2 separate regions of the Homo sapiens genome follow, and region 2 is linked to region 1. A link is a contact called in ENCODE Hi-C or POLR2A ChIA-PET data. All regions are on one chromosome and are shown on one strand. Each heading gives the region's core, a stretch centred on a gene start or an enhancer-like site at or near the end of the contact. The rest is flanking DNA. Distances are from core to core; before and after follow the strand shown.

Region 1 (6,598 bases), core at 2,396-4,895:
ACAATAACTTTTTTTTTCTTTTTCAGACAGTCTTGCTCTGTTGCCTAGGTTGGAGTGCAACAGCGCGATCTCGGCTCACTGCAACCTCTGTCTCCCAGGTTCAAGTGATTTTCCTGCCTCAGCTTCCCGAGTAGCTGGGATTACAGGCATGCGCCATCACACCCAGCTAATTTTTTGTATTTTTAGTAGAGATGGGGTTTCATTATGTTGGTCCAGGCTGATCTCCAACTCCTGGCCTCAAGTGATTTGCCAGCCTCAGCCTCTCAAAGTGCTGGGATTACAGGCACGAACCACCGCGCCTAAAAGCCCCCCACCAGCCTTTTTTTTCTTTTTTTTTTCTGAGACAGGGTCTTGCACTGTGGCCCAGGCTAGAGTGCAGAGGCACAATCTCAGCTCACTGCAACCTCTGTGTCCCAGGTTCAGGTGATCCTCCCACCTCAGCCTCCCGAGTAGCTAGGACTACAGGAATGCACCACCACACCAAGCTGATTTTTCTCTCTCTTTTTTTTTTTGTTTTTTTTTGTTTGAGACGAAGTCTCACTCTGTTGCCCAGGCTGGAGTGCAATGGTGTGATCTCAGCTCACCGCAACCTCTGCCTCCTGGGTTCAAGCGATTCTCCTGCCTCACCCTCCTGAGTAGCTGGGACTACAGGCACCTGTCACTACACCCAGCTAATTTTTCTTTTTCTTTTTTCTTTTGAGATGGAGTCTCAGTCTTTTGCCCAGGCTGGAGTGCAATAGTGTGATCTCGGCTCACTGCAACCTCCACTTCGCAGGTTCAAGCGATTCTGGTGCCTCAGCCTCCTGAGTGGCTGGGACTACAGGCATATACCACCACGCCCGGCTAATTTTTTGTATTTTTTTTTTTAGTAGAGACGGTGTTTCACTGTGTTAGCCAGGATGGTGTCAATCTCCTGACCTCGTGATCTGCCCACCTCAGCCTCCCAAAGTGCTGGGATTACAGGTGTGAGCCACCATACCCGGCCAATTTTTCTATTTTTAACAGAGATGGGGTTTCCCCATGTTGCCTAGGCTGATCTCGAAACTCCTGGGCTCAAGCAATCCACCTGCCCTTAGCCTCCCAAAGTGCTGAGATTACAGGTGTGAGCCACCGAGCCTGGCAGAAGAATGTTTTAAATGACAGGACAGAACCATCCGTCCACCATCAGCTTTCCATTAGCCTCAGCATCTATGGCAGAGCAGGAGGAGAAAGGAAACAGACACTTGCGTAGCCAAAATCACCATCACAGGCACACTCCCTACACCACACTTACTCAAGGGAAACCCCGCCCCCAACATTTACTCCGTTTACTCAAAGCAGTGCGTGAGCAGATGGGGTGGGCCTGGGCCACAGTGAAAGCCAAGCCTGCTCCTGGAGCACAGTCCCCTGCTCTTGGCTGGCCCAGGCCATGGGAATACTGCAACACAAGGCAGCAACCAGCGCTCACAGCAATTCACACTCTCAGGACACCTTTTCTGAGCACCTACTGCGTGGCACAGACTGAAGATCTGAATTGCCGATTATGTGTGCTGTCATTTTAAAAGTGTTTTAAAAACAAGTCCATCAAAATGCTACAATTAAAAGTCAGCTTTAGCTGGGCCTGCAGTCCCAGCTACTTGGGAGGCTGAGGTGGGAGGATCGCTTAAGGCCAGCAGTTCAAGGTTGCAGTGTGCTAGATGGCACCTGTGAAGAGCCTCTGCACTCCAGCCTGGGTGACAGGGTCTCGCTCTGTCACCCAGGCTGGAGTACAGTGGTGCGATCGAGCTCAATGCAGCCTCCAACTCCTGGGCTTGAGATCCTCTGCCTCAGCGCCCCAAGTAGCTAGGACAACAGGTGCAAGCCAACATGCCCAGCGAATTTCTTTTTTTGTAGACACAAGGTCTCCCTGTGTTGCCCAGGCTAGTCTGGAACTCCTGGCCTCAAACGATCCTCTCACCTTGACCTCCCAAAGTGCAGGGATTACAGGTGTGAGCCACCGCACCCCTGCCCCAGGTCAAAAGAAATTTCTTTTCAGTAAGATATAGCAGAAGGTTAGCTTCTAGTTCTAGGGGACCTAATATCAAAACAACCCTGCCTCCCCAACTTTTTATTGAGTCCCACTTAAAAGACTCTTCCTTGTTCCTTGAGTATCTGGCGAATACTTCTCTAACCAGAGGAGAAACAGGACTGACTCAGTGCTCTGGAGCCAGTGACTCACCCACACGGTCAAACACGTGAATGGAGACAGGGGCAGGCGGCCAGCCCCTCCTGCGCCACGGCCTTGGGCCCGGCCGGGCTTGAGGGCTGGATCATGCCTGAAGGACCTAGTGGGTGAAGTCCCCCCGACAGAGCCTGCGCAGCCAAGTCAACACTGAGCCCAAAGGGAGCGCATGGGATTCCAGGGAGCGCTCACCGGATGCCTCCGGAGCTTCCTTCAGCAGAAAATGAATTCCTCCCCAAGGGGCCCCAAACGTCCACAGATTCCAGCGGGAGGAAGCCCTGTCCCTTCTCACCCAAGGCCTTCCAGCTTCAGGGATCAGGCATCCCTTAGACTATCCAGGTGATGGAAACGTAACAGAAAGCCCCAAAGCACCGTTCTGGTGATTTTAAACACACCCCGAAGGAGGGACGGTTCCAAATTTAGAGCCTCACGACTAGCTGCAGCCGCGCCTCGCTGCCTCCACTGACCTGATTGCAAAACCTCCGCTCAGGTGCAGGCCGGGCGGATCCCCAGCTGCTCCGCCACGTCCCACAGCGAGCCCCTCAAAGTCGCGCACCCCAACCGCCTTGACCCCGCGGACCCCATCCCTTTTCCCTGCGCCTGGATCCCTTCCCCTGGAGCCCCAATCCCCTCCCCTCGGACCCTATACCTTTCCTCCGAGCCCCGACCCCTTCCCCTCGAACCCCAATTCCCTTCCCTCGGACCCCATCCCAGTAGCTCTGCGCCTGGACCCCTTCCCGTCAGACCCCAATCTCCTCCCCTCGGACCTCATCCCTTTCCCTCTGCACCCAGACACCTCCCTCTCAGACCCCTCGCCCTTTCCTTGAGACCCCCCACACCCACCTTCCTTGGCCCCTCGAACCCCGGCCCCCTCCGCTCAGACCCCCGAACCCCACAGGCCCAGCCCCTCTCCCTCGGGCCCTAATACCCTCCCCCTCGGAGCCCATCCCCCTCTCCTATTCCCTCGGACCCAAGACCCCTCCCAGCCTGGCCCCTCTCCTGCCCTGGAGCCCCCCGGCGCCCAGGGACCCTCCCCTCAGAGCTGATACCCCAATTTGGCCCCTTTCTAACCTTCCTCCGCGGACCCCAGCCCCAAGCCCTCCGTGCCCCCTTGCCCCCTGCCCGGCCTCCTTGGGCCCAGACCCGTCCTCGTGGCCCTCGCGGACCCCCGGCCCTCGCCCTGCCCCGCCCCAGGCCGGGAAAGCCTCGCCACTCTGCCCCGGCCCCCGAAACCGCAAGCGGAAGAGCGGTGAGACCGCTGCGGCCGCCGCTTCCTTCCCCTTTCGCGGCCAGGCGACGCCACAGGAGGGAAGAAGCAGAGCCCGGCCTGCACCCCGGGCGGACGCCGCGCTCGCTCACCGCCGCCTGGGGTCGGTCCGGCCCGGGTCGGCCCTGGATTCCGCCGCGCCAGCCGCTCCCAGGCACCAGGCTCTACTTCCGGTTCCGAGGGCGGGGGCGGGGCCGCATCCGGGTCCCCGCGCGACCCCGCCCCCTGCCCCGCCTCCTCCCGCGTCTTGGCCCGCAAGAGTCCCGGGGGTCCGCCCGCAGCTGGCTAAGCGCTAGCCCGGCCTGTGGCGAGTCTGCAGAGCTCGCCCGGAAGTAGCGTTGCGCGCGCAGAGGATGGGCGCTGAGCAGCACACAGCCCGCGGCGGGGTCTCAGGATCCGCGGCGCTGCCCGGGGCCGGGGGAAGGAAGCCAGCCGAGGAGACGCACGTGCCCTGAGTCCGGGAGCGGGGAGCCTCTTCATCTCTCCATCCTCCCTCCGCGCGCGCCCTCAGCCGTCCTCGTCCGCTCACCATGCACCTCCCCTCCAAGAAAGGGCCACATGCGTGCCAGGGACGCGAGCCCCGGCCACAGGGACATAGCAGCCTAGAAGGTGAGTCAAGCGTTAAACCACATGGGTACTCACCTGGGAAATGAGATAAATGCCAAGAAGTGAGAGTTTCATAACATCGTATTGGGGAGACGGTAGGACCTGAACCCCTGGGAGACCAGAGGTTTCTTTGGGCGATTCACATGTTAGCCAAGATGTGAAGGCCCTATAAGAGTAAACAAGGTAAGGAGGGAAGAATTTTCCAGGCAGGCCAACAGCAGGTTCCAACAGCAGGGCCAACAGAGGTCCCAAGGCAGGAACGGTCTTGCAGCAGGGGAACTGGAGGAGGCTCAGCTCAGCATGGTAGAGGGCTAGTGGTGCAGCGGAGCTGTGGTGTGAGAGGGGCCAGGTCATGCAGAGGCCGATAGAGCACAGCGAAGACCTCGGTCTTTATTCTGGGAGACACGGGAAGTCCTCGGAGGAAGTTAAGCTGATAAGAGACATCATGAAGTTTGGGCCAGGCGCAGTGGCCCACGCCTGTAATCATAACACTTTGGGAGGCTGACATGGGAGGATCGCCTAAGGCCAGGAGTTCGAGACCAGCCTGGTCAGCATAGTGAGACCCTCGCCCCCGCCCGCCATCGCTAAATAAATAAATAAGACATAATGAAGTTTGAATTGTAATGAGATCACTCTGGCTGCTGTGTGGAAGATGGATGGGAGAAGGGCCAGGTAGAGCCTAATGTAGCCAATTCGGGCAGACCGCTGGTGGCAGGTAAGATGGGGAGAAGTGGATAGATGCAAGAGGCATTTAGAAAGCTAAACTGTCAGATGTGAGGATGAATTGGAAGTGCGGGTGGCGGAAGGAAATGTCAGGTGTTGACCATTTTTTTAAAGGTAAAATCATGACCTTCATACACATATAAAATGAACACGTCAAATATTTTATTTAACTCGATAATGAATACATCATAAGTTGTTACAAATTGTTTAAAGAATTTGGCCAGATGCAGTGCCTCGCGCCTGTAATCCCAACACTTTGGGAGGCCAAGGCAGGAGGATTGCTGGAGGTCAGGAATTTGAGACCAGCCTGGGCAGCATGGCAAGACCCTGTCTCTACCAAAAAAAAAAAATTTTTTTTAAGAAAAAAATTAGCCAGGCATGGTGACGTTTACCTGTGGTCCCAGCTATTCTGGAGGCTGAGGCAAAAGGACCGCTCCGGCACGGGCAACAGAAACCCTGTGTCAAAAAAAAAAAAAACGGAAGACGAATGCTGAAATGAATTTGCAAAAACTGCTCTATCTCTAGTGCAAAGGTCAATTGCATTTAACTGGACACAGCTAATTTGCATTTTCTGTGCACAAGGATTGTTGGCCAGGCTTGTAATACCAGCACTTTGAGCGGCAAGGCCAGAGGATTGCTTGAGCCCAGGAGTTCAAGACCAGCCTGGGCAATATAGACCCCATCTCTGAAAAAAAAAATTTTTTTTTTTACATTGCTGACTGTTTTTTTTTGTTTGTTTGTTTAATCTTTAGAGACAGGGGCTGGAGTGCAGTGGTGCAATCAAGGCTCACTGCAGCCTCGATCTCCTGGGCTCAAGTGATCCTCCCACCTCAGCCTCCCAAGTAGCTGTAGCTGGAACTACAGGCACGTGCCACCACACTCAGCTAATTTTTTTTTTTTTGAGATGGAGTTCCCCTCTTGTTGCCCAGGCTGGAGTGCAATGGCGCCATCTCAGCTCACTGCAACCTCTGCCTCTCGGGTTCAAGCAATTCTCCTGCCTCAGCCTCCCGAGTAGCTGGGATTACAGGCGTGCGTCACTTTGCCTGGCTAATTTTGTATTTTCAGTAGAGACAGGGTTTCTCCATGTTGGTCAGGCTGGTCTCGAACTCCCGACCTCAGGTGATCCTCCCGCCTCGGCCTCCCAAAGTGCTGGGATTACAGGCGTGAGCCACCATGCCCGGCCTCTAATTTTTTAATATTTTTGTAGATACTGGGTCCTGCTGTGTTGCTAATGCTGGTCTCGAACTCCTGTGCTCAAGTGACCCTCCTGCACTGGGATTACATGTGTGAGCCACCACATTGCCAGGCCACATTGCTGCCTGTTTTTTAAAGGTTAATTTCTGCCTCTACAGAGGTATGAAATCATCTAGTCAAAAAAGCAGGCATAGCCGGTGGTGTCCATCTCAGAGGGAGCCCTGTGACTGTATTGATCCAGCACAAACCCCTCCTCTCAAGTCCCTCACTGTGTCACACCTTTTGCCATAAGAGGTCATAGTCATAGGTGCTGAGGATTAGGCTGTGGACATATCTTTGGGCGCCCACGGAAATGTTCTTATTTCTATTAAAATTGGAAAAATGAACTTTTAGGTTGAAGAAAATGTATTTTATTCAAGAAAACATGTAAAGAAAATATAGCAGCCAGGCGCGGTGGCTCATGCCTGTAATCCCAGCACTTTGGGAGGCCAAGGCAGGTGGATCACCTGAGGTCAGGAGTTCAAGACCAGCCTGGCCAACATGGTGAAACCCCGTCTCTAAAATTAAAGTACAAAAATTAGCTGGGCTAATTTTACAGAGAAGGAAAG
Region 2 (6,598 bases), core at 1,198-3,697, 84 kb before region 1:
CAGGGGCAGAAGCCTCTAGCTGTGTCCATGTCAGCCCTTCACAGTATTGTGCAGGGTTTACATTATTTCCATTGGAACTGAACGTAGAATAAGTCAGGAGTCATTTCTAGACGCAACCAGAGGGCTCTATCTGAGGCTGTCTGGAAGGAGCCTATATTTGATCATTCTTGCACTGCTATAAAGAAATAGCTGAGACTGGGTAATTTATAAAAAAATGAGGTTTAATTGGCTCGAGTTCTGCAGGCTATATGGGAAGCATGATGTTGGCTTCTGCTTGGCTTCTGGAGAAGCCTCAAGAAACTTTCAGTGATCACCAAAGGGGGAGCAAGAGGGAGTCGGGGGAGGTACCACAGTCTATTTAAACAACCTGATCTCATGAGAGCTCACTATGTACAGTAGCCAGGGAAGATGGTGCTAAACCGTTCATGAGAACTCCCCCACCATGATCTGATCACCTCCCACCAGGCACCTCCTCCAACACTGGAGACTACAATTTCACATATGAGATTTGGGTGGGAACACAGATCCAAACCGTATCAGGGCTCAGCAGTCTGTGGCTTTGGGGAGCCCCATTGGCTCCCGTGATGGCTTATGGTTCTTGGTTCTCCTTCCCTGTGGTGTGCACCATTTTGCTGTTCCCCAGGTGGCAGCATCTTCAGTCTCTCCCACTGATATTTGATCTTGGGTTTCATCATTTTGACTAATGAAGCCTCTCTCCATACCCCTGCTGGGCAGGCATTTGATTTAAGCCACTCAGTGCATTAATCAGTGACATCACATACAGCTGGGGCTCAAGATGCAGACTGAGAGCCCCAATTTTCCCAGTTATTTTTCAGTGTGGATGTAAATAAATGACTTGGATGTCATCTATTACTCTAAAGGAGTATCGATAGGCTGGCATTGGTATAGAGAAGCACAGTTACACTGCAGACATTCAGACAGTGCCTCCAGTCAAGGAGAAAGTCTAAGAATTATGTACGTATACACCTACAAGTACACTCAACAGCCTCCAGGAATTTTGAGAAAGGGTGTTGCTTTGCCGCTCAGGCTGGAGTGCTGTGACGTGATCACGGCTCATTGCAGCCTTGCAGCCTAGACCTCCTGGGCTTAAGCAATCCTCACACCTCACCTAGCCTCCTGAGTAGCTAGGACAATAGACGCATGCCACCACACCCAGCTATTTTTTTTTTTTTTTTTTTTTTTTTTGGTAGAGATGAGGTCTCACCATGTGTCCCAGGCTGGTCTCGAACTCCTGGGCTCAAACGAACCACTCACCTCAGCCTCCCAAAGTGCTGGGATTGCAGGCATGAGTCACTGCACTGGGCCAAAAATCTGAAAAACTGACTAGTTTAACCCTTCCCCATTACATACTAATGTGGCTCTTCCGTCATTACTCTATGTGGAAGCAATAATTAAAGAGGCCTTATCTTAGTGTTTCACATTTTTACAAAACACTTTCTCATGGGTGGGTAATTTTTATGACAACTGGGGAGCAGGTATGAGTCACACCCATTTTTCAGAGGATAAGTGGCTTGTCCACATACACAGCCAGCAGGAGGCAGAGCTGGGACACAGGCTGGGGTTTCCTGACTCTCACTTCCCCTTGTAAGCAATGTCTGCAGTAAGGAAGGAGCTGGAAGGGAATGGCTCTAGGGCTGGAGGAAGGAATCCACTGTTCAGGTCAGCAGGGCATCCTGCACCAAGCTGTGCTCCCCTGAGCACTCCACTCGGGGAGTCCAGGGACCCCGTCCATGGAGACCTCTCCCTGAGTGGCAGCTGGACAGCTCATCCCCTCTACTCGTCTTCAGGCTGGGCCAGCTCCTGGGGTGCCCACAGGGGAGTGGGACCCCAACTTGCAGCGTCTCTAGGGTTTCTCTGCCCTGCATTTCTCCAGGGGGACCCTGAGAGGGGGCTGGCTCAAAGCAGACTTCATAGGGCAGAATCCTGCTGTACTCTGAAGGAGAGCAGCTGCATACCACCGCCGACCCACGCGTGAGTGCCAAGAACGGCCGCCTCCCAGCTGTCCTGTTATTTATAGCCCGGCTCTCTTACAGTAAGAACAGGAGCCCACACCTATGACACAAAGCATTCACCAAACGCCAGGCACTACATTCCACGGCACCCCTGAGCCAGGGCCTGTAATTTTTCCCACTGTGTGAACAAGGAAGCAGAAGGCAGGGCGGTGAAGCTACTGAGCCGAGGCTACTTCACAGGAAGACGCGGAACTAGACCTCCAACCCATGGAGCTGGCTCAGGGTTTGACTCCTCACCTTGTGGGAGCCAGGGACTGCCTTGGAAGGAATGACCAACTGGCAAACCGAACACCTGCAAGGCTGAGACTGCCGCGGGCGGGGCTGCTCTCAGGCCTCTGACTGTCCTTAGGCCAAGCTCTTTGGTCAGCAAGAGGCTAATAGCAGGCTTAGTCACTAGGAGGTCACCCTGCGGCCGATAACAGCAGGCTTAGTCACTAGGGGTTCACTGGCACTGCCAAGCTCCCAGAGGCCATGTCTGTTCCCTTCTTGCTCCCGGCCAAGGGTTACACTTTACACTCAGAGTTGGACTAGAAACAGGATGGCCTGAGGCCAGAGGACAAAGATGAAGAGCATTCACTGTAGGCACTAAACTAGGCTCAATCCTCTCCCTCGCCCTTGCTTCTCGGATCTAATAACCTCACCAGGCTGAGCACTTGGGACAAAGCCCCCATGGAGGTGCGCCACGGCCACGGGACACACTGACAAGGACAAGTGGGGGGCAGTCAGAACCACCACTGGGGGGGGGTCCAGGACGGAGTTGCCAGGGCACCAGAGCTGTCCCCCTTGCCGTGAGGGCTGTCTCCTCTCAGCCACAGACCTATCTCTCAGCATGTCTCCTTTGCTGGGCGTGGTCTTCACTGATGGGCCCTGGGCATTTGATCATCTGAGGATCAGAGGGAGCCTTAAGAACTCTCACCTGAGTTCACCGCCTGGGCGACTCACCACCACCTTTAAATGCATCTAAAAATTAAGAGCTGTGAATGGCCCTGGGCAAAATGAGGCACGAAATTGGATGAAGGGAATTCCTACCGAGGAAAAAGAAATGAGTTTTTCTAGGGAAAATTGAAAACCAGCCATGCTTTTTGAAATGACAGATAAGCAGTGGTGTAAAAATCCCATTTCCATAGAAACAAGTTTTGACTGCCCAAGAAAGGGACAATTTTTAGAGCTGTTCCTCAAATGTTCATTCATGAAATGGGCAGAAACCTCAGCTGAACTTGACCCTTTTAAAGTTCCTCTCATCCTTGGATTCTTCCTTTCTTTTCACTTCTTGCAAGAATCCAGGATGGGATCAAAGGAAGCAGCTGAAGATTAAACAACTAGATCCTTGTTTTCCTTGGGTATGTTTGATTTAACTTTAGCCGTGAATGAGTCTCTGATGCTCAAAGCTCTTCCCTGAAATCAAGGATGACATGGAATTTGCAGGCGTCTTAATTACAAATACGCCGACGAAAGGAAGATGATGAAGTAGTTCTCTTTAGTACATAATGTTAAAAGAGAAAAAAGTACATCATATTAGAGGCATCTCCCAGGGTGATCTGAAAACACCCTGCCAAGAATGGAGGCGTCAGTTCTAAGAAAAGTGTTCCAGGACCACCTGGCCTGATTATTCCAGGAGGTAGTCTCATCTTTGATCTCAAACTGGATCAAAGTGAAGGAAACTGGTTTGGGGAAGGAAGAGTGAGTGTGTCTCTGTGAAGAGTCAGTGGTCCCTCCTCAGCAGAATGCCAAGACAACAGCTGCCAGCCCAGAGGCCTGACAGTGCTGCACGCTGGGGGTCCCAGCACAGGAGCCTGGGGCTGCAAAAGCTCAGAGCCGGAAGCTCCTCAGGTGCAGGCCTAGGAGACTGACTGGACACTCAGACTTGGAATCATGGCCCAGCCCCACTGTCTCCTGAATTCACCAGTCAGGAGTTCACTGAGCTACTTTCTATAAGCCTAGTGCCAGGCTGAGGCTAGAGAGTAACGAGGAATACACCAACAAGGATGCCTGGACCCTCAGAATGGGGCAGCAATTCCGTCACTAATCATTCACTCAACAAAGTTAGGGATTGCCTTTATGTGCCAGGTGCCATGCTGTGCCCAGGATTTATCACTGAACAAGAAAACATTCCAGATGCCCCTCCCTTTGGGGAGCTCAAATTCTCGAGGGGAGAAATGGACAACAAATAATAAGACAAACCCAAACTGTGACAAATGCCACAAAGGAGCCACAACATGCTAATAGGTTAGTGACCAGTGCAGAAAGGGGCTGTGATGCACCAGCAGGTAAAAATAACCACGTGCAGAAGAGAGCCACGGGACACCAGCAGGTTAACCCTGACCACATGCAGAAAGGGCGGACTAGGATGCCCTAGCAGGTTACAGTGAGCATGTGCAGAAAGGGACTGACACTCTGCAAGGAAATGACATTTGAATGACCAGAAATTTAAAAAGGAGCCAACCTTGCAGAAAACCAGGAGTGGAGCATCCCAGGCACGGGACAGAGAGTACAAGGCCCTGAGGCCAGAAAGTGCCTTCTGTGCTCATGAAACCATGGCCAGATGAGGAGGGCTGGGCAGGGCCAGGTCACAAGAGGCTTGCAGGTAATGGGCATGAGCTGAATGGAGTTCCAGATATGGCTGCCTTCAGAGGGCTTCAGCAAAGTCTTGGCATGACCAGACTTTGTTTCCTGAAGATGGCCCAGGCAGCTGTGTGATCAGGTGAATGCACTGGTGGCACAGGGAGGCTGCTGTGGGAGTGTAGGGCCTGCATTCTGGAGACAAGCAGGGAGACTCAAGGGCTAAGTGCCTAAGGAACCCAGGAGAACACAGCAGCTTGCCTGACTTATATGCTTTGACCCAAAACAAACTTGCTATGACCCAGGAGCCCCAGGTGTCATGTGCCCTCCAGCTTTATTGAGAGATACTGACACATACCAGGCGCCGATAGTAAAGCCAGATAAATCTGATGTTCTTTACCATCGCTTCCATGGCAGAGGTCAGCTTCACATTTGCTCTGTATGTGGGGGCAACAGAGCAGTGAGTGTGTGCTTGTGGGGGTCCCCCATGGCTTCTGTTAGGGTGCATGGCCTATAAGAGTTCCCCAGAGTCCCCTCTAGGTCGCCAGCCCTTTGCAGTGGGTGGGGTCCAGAAGGGACCTCGAGATTGGCCTTCGCTTCCCCATGGGATGGATGGGCTTCAGGGAGATTTGTCCTGTGAAACTCCAGGTCCCAGAGGCCCCTGAGGGAGTTCAGGCTACCTGGGATGTGAGCTCAGGCGAGTTTTCCTCCCGAGGCCCCTGCGCCTGCTGCCTCACGGTACCTGCCTCCCCTTCCCAAGGCCTCCAGTCCCTACTGGGCTCTCTGCAGTATTATCCTGACAGCCTCTTGATTTTCAAATAACTTTGGGTTGTTAAAAAGTTATCTCTGCCCAGCTGGTCCCAGAGCACAGACTGCTTCAAAACTGACTTGGTACTAGAAGCTGCCTCACGGTGTTTTCAGCATCTCAGGACCACTAGGTGGTTTGAGGGTTTCCAGGCCCTGATGGAAAAGTGAATGTGACATCAGTGAATGCGACTGTGGGTGGCTGGGAGCACTAGTCAGGATGTGCGTCCATCGGGGCTGGTACTTGCGGGCGTTGGGCAAGGATGAATGGGAGTGCCTCGTCCTTGCCCATCAACAGGCAAATCTCAAGTCAGAATCTTCCTCCCCATTTTGGACATGAGGCCCTTTTGGCAAAAGCATATCACAGGGTTAATCTCTCTTCCCAAGAGGTGGGCACCTTCTTGATCTTAGCTGCGAACCTCCTGGCCTGAAGACCTGGATTCCTGGTGGAACTGCCGCGGAGCCTCAGGCTGCCTGCCCCACTCCCAGGTCTGGCTCTGTAACTCGGTCAAGTCACTTAACTTTCTGATCTGGGAAAAGGATATATTATCCATCAACACTTCAGTCAACAATTATTTATCGCACCCCTGTTCTGGGCCAGACCTCAAGGACTAAAACTAGACCAGGACCCCCTCATGGCACTCAGAGCTGGGGGTGAGGCGGAGGCCTGGCAGCTGCTGAGACACAACATAACACATGGCACAGCTGGGCAATATGGGCTCCAGTCCCCACATCCAGGCCTCGGGGAAGCTAGGTAAGGACTTGCTGCCTCCGGTTCTATCTTTTCAATGCCCTGCTTATCAGGAGGCTGTAAAGATGGAAAAAATAAGAAAGCAGTTTGGAAATAAGTGCTATTTTCATGCAAGATGGGGGCTCATCACTAAAATGCAGAGGCGTGCGGTGTGCTGGAGAGAACATATGTTGACAGGCTCCAAGTCCAGCCTCAGTGCTGGCCAGGCCCAGCAGGCCCTTGACAGGCGGCTCATGGGAGGGACAGAACCAGCATGCCTAATCAGCATCACTGACCAGCCCCTGGCCCATGTTCAGCTACAGTTAAAGAGCAGATTACTCTAGCTATGCCAGAGGCTGATGCAGGAGGATCACTTGAGGAGGTTGAGGCTGCAGTGAGCTATGATTGCTGCATGACCCCGTCTCCAAAAAAAAAAAAGCCAAATTGAATTTGTAAACAGTAAAAAAGCCAC

The links. Hi-C counts contacts between places; a loop is a spot of excess contacts on that map. ChIA-PET counts read pairs that join two places held with the same protein, here RNA polymerase II (POLR2A). Pooled maps may share reads with other maps.
Region 2: a pooled map shows a loop between it and region 1 (3-fold over the local background). The contact joins the enhancer-like site here to the promoter of CTTN in region 1. A Hi-C loop is called at or near these places in 12 of 37 single-sample maps with no recorded cell type and 5 of 50 pooled maps. POLR2A ChIA-PET finds 5 or more read pairs at or near these places in 1 of 52 experiments (PC-9).

What each region holds. Positions count from the first base shown.
Region 1 is chr11:70,395,576-70,402,173 of GRCh38, reverse strand. It overlaps CTTN (cortactin), which reads right to left and starts at 3,645. Exons shown (of 18, transcript NM_005231.4): 1 at 3,560-3,645. It overlaps CTTN-DT (CTTN divergent transcript), which reads left to right and starts at 3,712. Exons shown (of 3, transcript NR_186321.1): 1 at 3,712-4,076. RefSeq lists enhancers at 1,137-1,431, 4,280-4,349 and silencers at 2,719-2,788, 3,370-3,879, 3,980-4,029, 5,127-5,315.
Region 2 is chr11:70,478,145-70,484,742 of GRCh38, reverse strand. The region is part of intron 25 of SHANK2 (SH3 and multiple ankyrin repeat domains 2); the gene reads left to right. Among named protein-coding and RNA genes, the nearest start is that of CTTN, 83 kb to the right of the region's middle. Within about 2 kb of position 2,447, at least 13 of the 41 ENCODE cell types and tissues checked have a DNase peak (open chromatin) inside an H3K27ac peak, as active enhancers do; they include PC-9, where a contact is called at or near this core.